3 separate regions of the Homo sapiens genome follow, and regions 1 and 3 are each linked to region 2. The links are chromatin contacts, found by Hi-C in ENCODE. All regions are on one chromosome and are shown on one strand. The core of a region is the stretch at or near the end of the contact, and the rest is flanking DNA. Distances in the headings are between cores, read along the strand shown.

The links. Hi-C counts contacts between places; a loop is a spot of excess contacts on that map. Pooled maps may share reads with other maps.
Region 1: a loop to region 2 is called in a map with no recorded cell type, with 5 times the contacts of the local background. The contact joins the enhancer-like site here to the promoter of TXNDC5 in region 2. A Hi-C loop is called at or near these places in 3 of 37 single-sample maps with no recorded cell type and 2 of 50 pooled maps.
Region 3: a pooled map shows a loop between it and region 2 (6-fold over the local background). The contact joins the enhancer-like site here to the promoter of TXNDC5 in region 2. A Hi-C loop is called at or near these places in 3 of 37 single-sample maps with no recorded cell type and 6 of 50 pooled maps.

Annotation. Positions count from the first base shown.
Region 1 is chr6:7,153,138-7,155,973 of GRCh38, reverse strand. All of the region lies in intron 1 of RREB1 (ras responsive element binding protein 1), which reads right to left. Among named protein-coding and RNA genes, the nearest start is that of RREB1, 47 kb to the right of the region's middle. Within about 2 kb of position 1,518, at least 5 of the 41 ENCODE cell types and tissues checked have a DNase peak (open chromatin) inside an H3K27ac peak, as active enhancers do.
Region 2 is chr6:7,909,341-7,912,040 of GRCh38, reverse strand. It overlaps TXNDC5 (thioredoxin domain containing 5), which reads left to right and starts at 1,253. Exons shown (of 10, transcript NM_030810.5): 1 at 1,253-1,527. The coding sequence starts at 1,265. All of the region lies in intron 4 of BLOC1S5-TXNDC5 (BLOC1S5-TXNDC5 readthrough (NMD candidate)), which reads left to right. RefSeq lists silencers at 969-1,398, 1,769-1,888, 2,089-2,178.
Region 3 is chr6:7,135,676-7,138,375 of GRCh38, reverse strand. The region is part of intron 1 of RREB1 (ras responsive element binding protein 1); the gene reads right to left. Among named protein-coding and RNA genes, the nearest start is that of RREB1, 29 kb to the right of the region's middle. RefSeq lists an enhancer at 1,295-1,364. Within about 2 kb of position 1,340, at least 32 of the 41 ENCODE cell types and tissues checked have a DNase peak (open chromatin) inside an H3K27ac peak, as active enhancers do.

The DNA.
Region 1 (2,836 bases), core at 269-2,768, 760 kb after region 2:
ATCTTCTACCTAGAGTTAAAGCCGGTACTGTCCAGGACAGAGCTGCCAAGGAGCTGTCTCAGTTCTAGTCTGCTGAACACAAAAGACAAAGAAGCCAAGGGAATACATGGGCCAGCAAAGGACACCTAAACAACAACAAATAATAGACCCACCTGGAAGAAAGAAAATGCAGTTAATAATTAAAAAATTTAAAAGGATGCAAGTTCTTAATGTCACTTGGAAAATCCTTTTCAATCAGTTCAAAATTCAAAAGATTAAATCACATCTAACTCTATCTGGATTTCCCAAGTGCAAGGGGAGGAAACTATTTTATCAGGTTTCTTGGAAGGGAAAACACATTTTCTCTATTAAAACTTAAGTCCTGGCCGGATGCTGTGGCTCACGCCTGTAATCCCAGCACCTTGGGAGGCTGAGGCAGGCCAATCACCTGAGGTCAGGAGTTCGAGACTAGCCAGGCCAACAGGGTGAAACCCTGTCTCTACCAAAAATATGAAAATTAGCTGGGTGTGGTGGCACAGGCCTATAATCCCAGCCACTCGGGAGGCTGAGTGAGGCAGGAGAATCGCTTAAACCCGGGAGACGGAAGTTGCAGTGAGCCAAGATCGTGCCACTGCACTCCAGCCTGGGCAACAGAGCAAAGCTCTGTCTCAGACAAACAAACAAACAAAACAAAACTGAAGTCCAGCTCATAAAGACTTCATAGAAACCTTCTTCAGACCACCTGATGGAATCAGGCCTCAGATGAGCATCTCAGGGCAGGCAGATGGATGATGGAAAAAGACCAAAGAAGAATCAAAAGGGAGGGTGATGAGAACAGGGCCTTTCTTCTCATAAGCCTGAAAATTACACATAGGTTAACTGAAGAAAATATTCTTCTAGTGCGACTGAACTATCTCCCTCTGAGAAACCACTTCCCACTAGGCCCCTTCGTTCCGCCCCTAACAACCCCGTTCTATTTATTGTTCAGTTTTAAATGACTGGGCAGCTGCTGCCTAGCCATGCCCCTCTAGTATTGACCAACACTGTCACCAGCACCCCCCACACGTAAACCACCAACGAATGAAGCTCGTGGTAAGGGGGCTTAACTTGGAATGTGAACTGTCACCAGCACACCACACTTCCTGCGAACTCTGACAGACTGTCTCCATTCAAGAAAAAATGAAAAGACTACCTTAAGGCCCGGTGGGTAACCACCCAAAGATGAACAAGCGGAATTGCATGGTAGTTAAGGAGTAGGCTCTGGAACCACATCGCAAATCCTGCCTCTACCACTTGCCAGCAGTGGTAAGTGGCCTGACCCTTAGACAGTTAGGGAACCTCTCAGTTCTGCAATTTCCTCATCTGTGAGATGGAGACAATAATAATACTGAAATCATATGACTGTTCTGAGAAATAGATTAGTCAAATCTATAAAGTGCTAAAACCTGTCTGGCACACATGATACCATCCCTCAGTGCTTTTTATTATCATATACATGCTCACACCTGAGCACACATACTGTACGTTCACATTAGCAAGTGTCTATTAGTCCTTCACGTCCCCAGTGATGAGTTCAACAGGTGCTACAAACATTGTACTCCCACTGGGCAGTCATTTTCAAACTTTAGTATGCACCTGGAGAGCTTATGATAACAGATTTCTGGGCCCCACCTCCACATTTCTGATTCAGCAGGGCTGGAGTGGGGCCTAGGAATCTGTGTTTCTAACAAGTTCCCAGGTGATGCTAATGCTGCTTGTCTGGGGACCACACTTTGAGAACCAAAGTGTCATTATGTTCTAGGCTTCAGGCCTAAGCTTCATCTAGTTTATGTGCATAGAGAACCTTATGGAGATGAAATGGAAAAGGAGAATAAAGCAAAGATGCTCACTGCTCAAAGAATATCCACATATTCTTCCATATTTCCTGGCAACCGTATACCTTTGTGGTCAGGCAGGTCACATGACTAGTCCTGGCCAATGAGCTGTGAGCACAAGTACCAGCCATCACTTCCAGACTGCAGCCTTTCAAAGTCAGTATGTAACCCACTAGCTCTTTCCTTGTGGTGGCAACCTGGAAGCATGTGTAATGACAGAGTAGCTATAAGACAAGAGCAGCCTGGATCCCTGGGTTACCACTTGTAAGGGAGCTATACTAGAGAGCTGCCAGACCTGCAGAGGATTCTACACCAACAAGCAACGGCACTTTATGGGTTGAGCCACTGGGATTTCAGGCTTTGTTTGATACTTCAACATAGCTTCGCTTAGCCTGACTTCATTATAAAGAGGATGCCCACATCATCAGTCTTAAGCCCAACCTATCAAACAGATCTGAGATATTTTATAAAATCAGCCAGAATTTCTACCCTACTCTCATTCACTTCTATTCACCAAAACAGATGAACTGTTTTTAACCTCCTATTTTCGGTCTGTTTCTCACTAACTAAAAAAATTATTTACTGCAACATGATTATGTACTAGTTGCTAATAATTTAGAAAGCTCAGTCCGCTAAAATGTATTAAAAATGTGAAAAGTAAATACATTGGAGGATTTGTGTGTGTGTGTGTGTGTGTGTGTGTGTGTATACCACTACTGGAATCCCTTGACTTTAATTGAGTAGGGAGGAGCAAGAGTAAAGGGTTTCAATTTTATTTATGTAATCACGTGTGGACTGATAACTTGTTTTGCCAAAACAGGAGAAAGTGATCTCTTTAAGGGCATCAGAATTTAACCACAAAGCTACTTTTTTTAAAAAAAAATAATAGTTCTACTAATCTAGGAACATTTTGCAGTTTAACATGTAGGTAATGAGCTGTCAACAGTATACAACTTACCAGACTGTGGAATGAAACATTAAAA
Region 2 (2,700 bases), core at 4-2,503:
GTGAATGAAAGAGACTCTTAGAAAGCTACTGCAATAGGCCAGGCTTAGTCTCCGTTCAGGGTATGAACACTGAGAATGCTGGAAGGAAATCATGGTTACAGGAAATGCGGTTGAATTTTGAGACACACGGGAAAAGAGCGAGCAATACAAGATGCCTCCCATGTTTCAAGCTTAAGTGGCTGGAAGAACAGACTTTGGAGGGAGATTGATGGTTTTGGTGTTTGGCAACCCATGGTTAAAGGTTCATAAGTGGCTGGGCCTAAGGCGGGAGCAGAATAATGACAGGTGAGACAGTGGGCGCGTCCCCTGTTGCCAAGCCAGGAGTTAACTACCTGGGGCTTCCTGGATTGAGGATAATCAAAGAGCAGGCAGGATCCCGGAGAGCAACCCGGTGATTCTAATTTAGCTTCAGATCCCCGGGGTAGGGCTGGAGCTTTCGATTACCATCTGCTGTAAGGTGTGTGTGCAGGTGCGAGTTATGAGTCGCTGGGCAGGGATGCCTTCGGGCCATTCCACAGGCTGAGTTCAGCCATAGCAGGCGTGCTGTCATTCATTTTAGTAACCGGCATAAATGAGGGCACAGTAGGACCCCAGTCAGTCCTGCTAGGTGCCTTCTTGTCTAGAAGAGGCCGCTTTGACTTTCTTTCCTCTTCATCCCTGAGTTGAGGCCGGGCAGGGGTAACCAGCAAGGGGTTCACTTGGGAAGCGGGTTTCATCACCCCTCTGAGCCCAGGTCGAGAATCACAGTTGAGCTCTGGCCAAGAATCTAACTAATTCAGGTGCAAACCCCACCGTCTTTTGCCCGATTTCCTATATTCTGCTGACAGCAGCTCTCTCCTTCCTTTGGCCTGAAATCGCGGGGTGCTTGTGTGAGCTGAGATTAGCCGAGGCTGACCTGCCCCTCCGTGGCTTCCCGCTGGCCTCATCGTTACTTCGTGTGTTCACCGCCGCTCTGAGCAGAGCGGGCCCCTGGGGAAAGGGGTGCGGGCCTGGGTTGCGGAGGCGCAGGAGCCTCGCGGGATTGGGGCGAGCCGTCCCATGGCGGGAAGGCAGGAGGCCGGACTCGGAAGGCTCTCCCAGACTCGGTCCCTCGCTCCAGCCCTTCCCTGCCGGTGCGCGGAGCCGGGGCTCGGGCGGGTAGCGGTCGCGCGCCGGCGCGGGCGGGCGGGGAGAGGAAGGGGCGCGGCCTCTCCGGGGCGGGGCGCGGGGCGGGCGCTGCGAGGGGACCGGAGGCCGCGGCGAGAGCGCGCCCAGCCCCGCCGCGATGCCCGCGCGCCCAGGACGCCTCCTCCCGCTGCTGGCCCGGCCGGCGGCCCTGACTGCGCTGCTGCTGCTGCTGCTGGGCCATGGCGGCGGCGGGCGCTGGGGCGCCCGGGCCCAGGAGGCGGCGGCGGCGGCGGCGGACGGGCCCCCCGCGGCAGACGGCGAGGACGGACAGGACCCGCACAGCAAGCACCTGTACACGGCCGACATGTTCACGCACGGGATCCAGAGCGCCGCGCACTTCGTCATGTTCTTCGCGCCCTGGTAACGCCGCGCAGGCCGGCGCCCTGCCCCGCACTTGGCGCTTCGCGGGGCGTGGGGCGCTTGGGCGCCGCGGGCGGGGGGTCCCGGGGCCACGTGGACGCCGACGGCTCTGGTCTGCGGCGTGCGTGCTACGGGCGCGGGGCTCGGGGCTCAGGGGTGCGGGGTGTAATACTGGGGGCGCGGGGCCGGGAGCGCGGGGACCCTGCGGGTTCGGGGCTCCGGCTGGCGGGGAGCGGGGGGCGCGGGCGCCGCGGCTCGGGGCCGGGAGCCGGGGACTGCAGGGGACCGAGGGCTTGGGGCTCCGGGTCGGGAGGCGTGAGCTCAGCGGGCCGGGCACTGGCGGCTGACGTGGCGCTCGGCGGCCGGGGCGGTGCGGGAGGAGGGGGCGGACCCCTAGGGGACAGCCGGGAAAAGCCCGCCCTGCGCCGCGCTCCTGAATTCAACCGCCTCTTGCACCTCGGCACCGAGGGAGGGGAAGGTGGGGTCGTCGCCCTTTCGGGCAGCCGGGAGTCCAAATGTCACCCCGCGGTCCCTGCCCAGCGCCCCAAACTTCCTGTGCCGGCCGGACGCGCGGCCTGCCCGTGGGCCACGTGCACTCACCAGAGCGGCCTTGCTGCTGCCGCGGCCACCGGGGTCGGCTGGGACAGACTGCGGGCACGTCCCCTTCCAGAGGCTTTAACTGAAAAATAGAACCCAGGAAGGTGTGGTTTCCCACTTTGTGCGTCTTTTGTGGGATAGGAAGGAGTGGTCCGGGCAGAGGAGGGTTGCTGAGCTACCCCGGGAAGACCAAGGTAGTGCGAATTCTGGAACCCCTCCGCCCCCCTGCAGCTCAGGGTGGATGTAATCTCTGAACGGAGCCCACTGGTCCTCAACTCCAGGCTGTCCTGTCACCTCCCTGCTGCTCTCTCGGGTCCAGGTCACTTGTTATGTGTGAGATCGGAAAAGCCCCTCCGTTGAGCAGATGGTCCCTCTTGCTTTGGTTCTCTGGGCGAGGCTTTGGTGTGGGCCTCGCTGCTGACCTGAGAGACCCTACCCTGGCACTCATCCCACGGAAGAGCTTCCTGTCATTCACACAAGCATGTGCACAGCTTTCCTGCCAGTGCCGGGATGCCCCGAGGAAGGGAAGTGACCACAGGCCAGAGCAGAAAGCCATAATTTTAGGACACAAGACCT
Region 3 (2,700 bases), core at 91-2,590, 770 kb after region 2:
AAATGTTCAACGTAACAGTTTCCTCCCTATTCTGGGTGTGTGCCGAAGTTTTCCTTCCCACCAATTAAGAGAGAAGGCTGGGCCCAACTGAATTATTTGGACAGGAGTTTGATGTCAGTTAAATACCACAGTAACTGGCATTTTCTATCACCTCCAGACTAAAGGACAAATGCCTAATTAACATGGACCAACATGCAGCTTAAACTGGAAAAGTGCCTGTCCTTTTTCTTTCTTTTCTTTTTTTCTGAAAGATTTAGGTCTTTAACATCCTTGAGTTAAAGTGCACAAAGGGTGTCTAATGCCATCTGACTGAGGTGTAAAAGTCTAATTAACTAATGCTTTTTGCAGTGATAGTAAATCAGTTAACATTATTAATCTTCCTGACTAGGCGTAAGTGAGTGAGGAGGGCTATTGAAAAGGAGCTAAACAGTTAGACTGGGTACCCTTGAAAAAGAAAAGGAACTCTGAAAGTGATGACTGATGATACTGAAAATAACTGAGATACTTAAAATCCAACCGCTCGCCGGGCCTACCACCAGGCAAGAGACTCTGAAAGCTGAGGCTGCAGCTCCAGGGCAGGGAGAGGAAGAGGAGGAGCTAGGCGGCCGTGAAATGACTCTCATCTCCCATCCTTCCCTCCCAGCATCACCGAGAGAGACACGACTCTCACGTGCTGGAGGCTTCCCTGCCTTAAATTAACGCTGTACCTTTCCAACTAATGTTTTCAGTAGACCAAACAAAAGTTTGGAGTAGTTTGAGCAAATGACTCCAACAGTGGAGCCAGTTAGGCTAGTTTCAATTCATCAACAACTATCTTAGCATCTGGCTTCTTAGTTTCATCTGCCTATGTGTTTGGCATCCAAAAATGCGCATGCATATCATACTCATGTTAGCAAACCATACTTTATCAAAGGCACTTCCTGCATGTAAACATCTGAAGAGAAAAGGCCAACAGCCAAACAATTTCTGTACCAGGGCTTGGTCTGTCTGTCCTGAGACAATGGCAGTAACTGCAGTCATGCCCTCCACCCTCTTTTCTGGATTCCAACCCTCTATTCCCTGCCTCCCTGTACCCGAGTCTATAAGGCAGCTCCTTCCCTGGGGGCTCAGGGGGGAAGGGAGAGGCATCAGGTCTAGCAGGCACTCTCTTGGTCCCTTGCCTGCTCCTGCCGCCTCCACCCAGGCCTTCCCAGGAAAGCCAGGGGACAGGACTGCTCAACTCCTGACAGCAGCTGGATGTGACGAATTAGCTCTGGGCTTTGGGGAGGGAACTCCCCATGTTGAGGCACTCCCGTCGCCAGATCCTGGGTGATGACCCTAAACCCAGCAAGCTTCCTCCATCTTCTCGAAGAACATCTCAAAGGAGCAGAGTTGGAAAGGGAAGTGAAAGAGGGAGGCCAGGTGCCGCGGTGGCTTCATCTTTTCCCCTCCTCAATATTTCTATCAAGTTTCTGTTTCACTGCCACCTCACATAAGGGGGATATGAACCTATGCATACCTTTTTAATAAAATTCTGAGGCAAACACAACACGTTTGGTTAACGACGGGCTTTCACAAGCCACCTGATAATAAAGAACTCTTGAAAACATCAGGCTTCAGAACTCAGTTCATCCTGAATAAAGATATTTATGCTTTATTTATTGTTTTAAATGTCTTTAGAGGCTGTTATTTGTTACTTTGCACACCATTATACCTAAAAATCACCTCTTCTGTTCAAAAAGGTAGGTTCAAGAGAAAACTTTTCATTTGTACTCCTAAGTTAATTATATATTCATGACCTCCTCCTCAAATAATGTCTCAGGCTGAGGGTAGTGGCTCATGCCTGTAATCCCAACATTTTGGGAAGCTGAGGATAGCGGGTTGCTGGAGCCCAGGAGTTCGAGACCGGCCTGGGCAACATAGCAAGACCTTATCTCTATTTAAAAATAAATAAATAAATAACATCTCTTACAAAATCCTGTTTACTATTATCTCCATATTGCCTAGCCATTGGGATCTGAAGCTACTGAAGGGGGGAGAAATCCTAGCCAATTAAACAATTCTTCAAAACAAACTAAAATCCTTAAGATATAATTTATAACTCATTTCAACTTTTTAAAATACGGGCATTACTGACATCTATAAACAAAGGCAAGAGAGAAGGTGCAGATGAAGTCCCTTTTCAAATCAAACTTCTACTCAAATCAGAATTGTAAAATTGTTTTAGAATTCTTAAAATAAAGTTTGGTGGGTTTTTTCCCCCAGAAACCTGTGTGAGGTCAGTTCCATCAAAAGTCATCATCACCCCTGATCACCTCCTCAGACATGGGAATCTCACTCAGCTGAGACCAACAGTTGGAGGAGGTACTGGTCCCATTGTACAGATGGTCACAGCCCTTTAATTGAGGTCAGCTGACTTGCTTAGTCATATGCCACCTCTCTCACCAGGTCCACCACAGGACAGTAATTTCTCCCTGCCTGTGTAGTAAAAATCCAGCTTTAGTATCAGCAGAAAATCCAAACAATGTGATCTTCCCAAATCCCATTCTTTCCTGTGCTCAGTTGATCCATACTTACTGTCTACCTGTTTTGCTAAGTCCCCTAGAGCAACTTGAAAGGGCTATAAAAGCTTGAAATAAAGATCATGTTAAATGTTTTTGAAAATATACAGATGGCACATAAAACTTAAACGGAATACCTGCTCCCAGTCCCAAGTCCTAG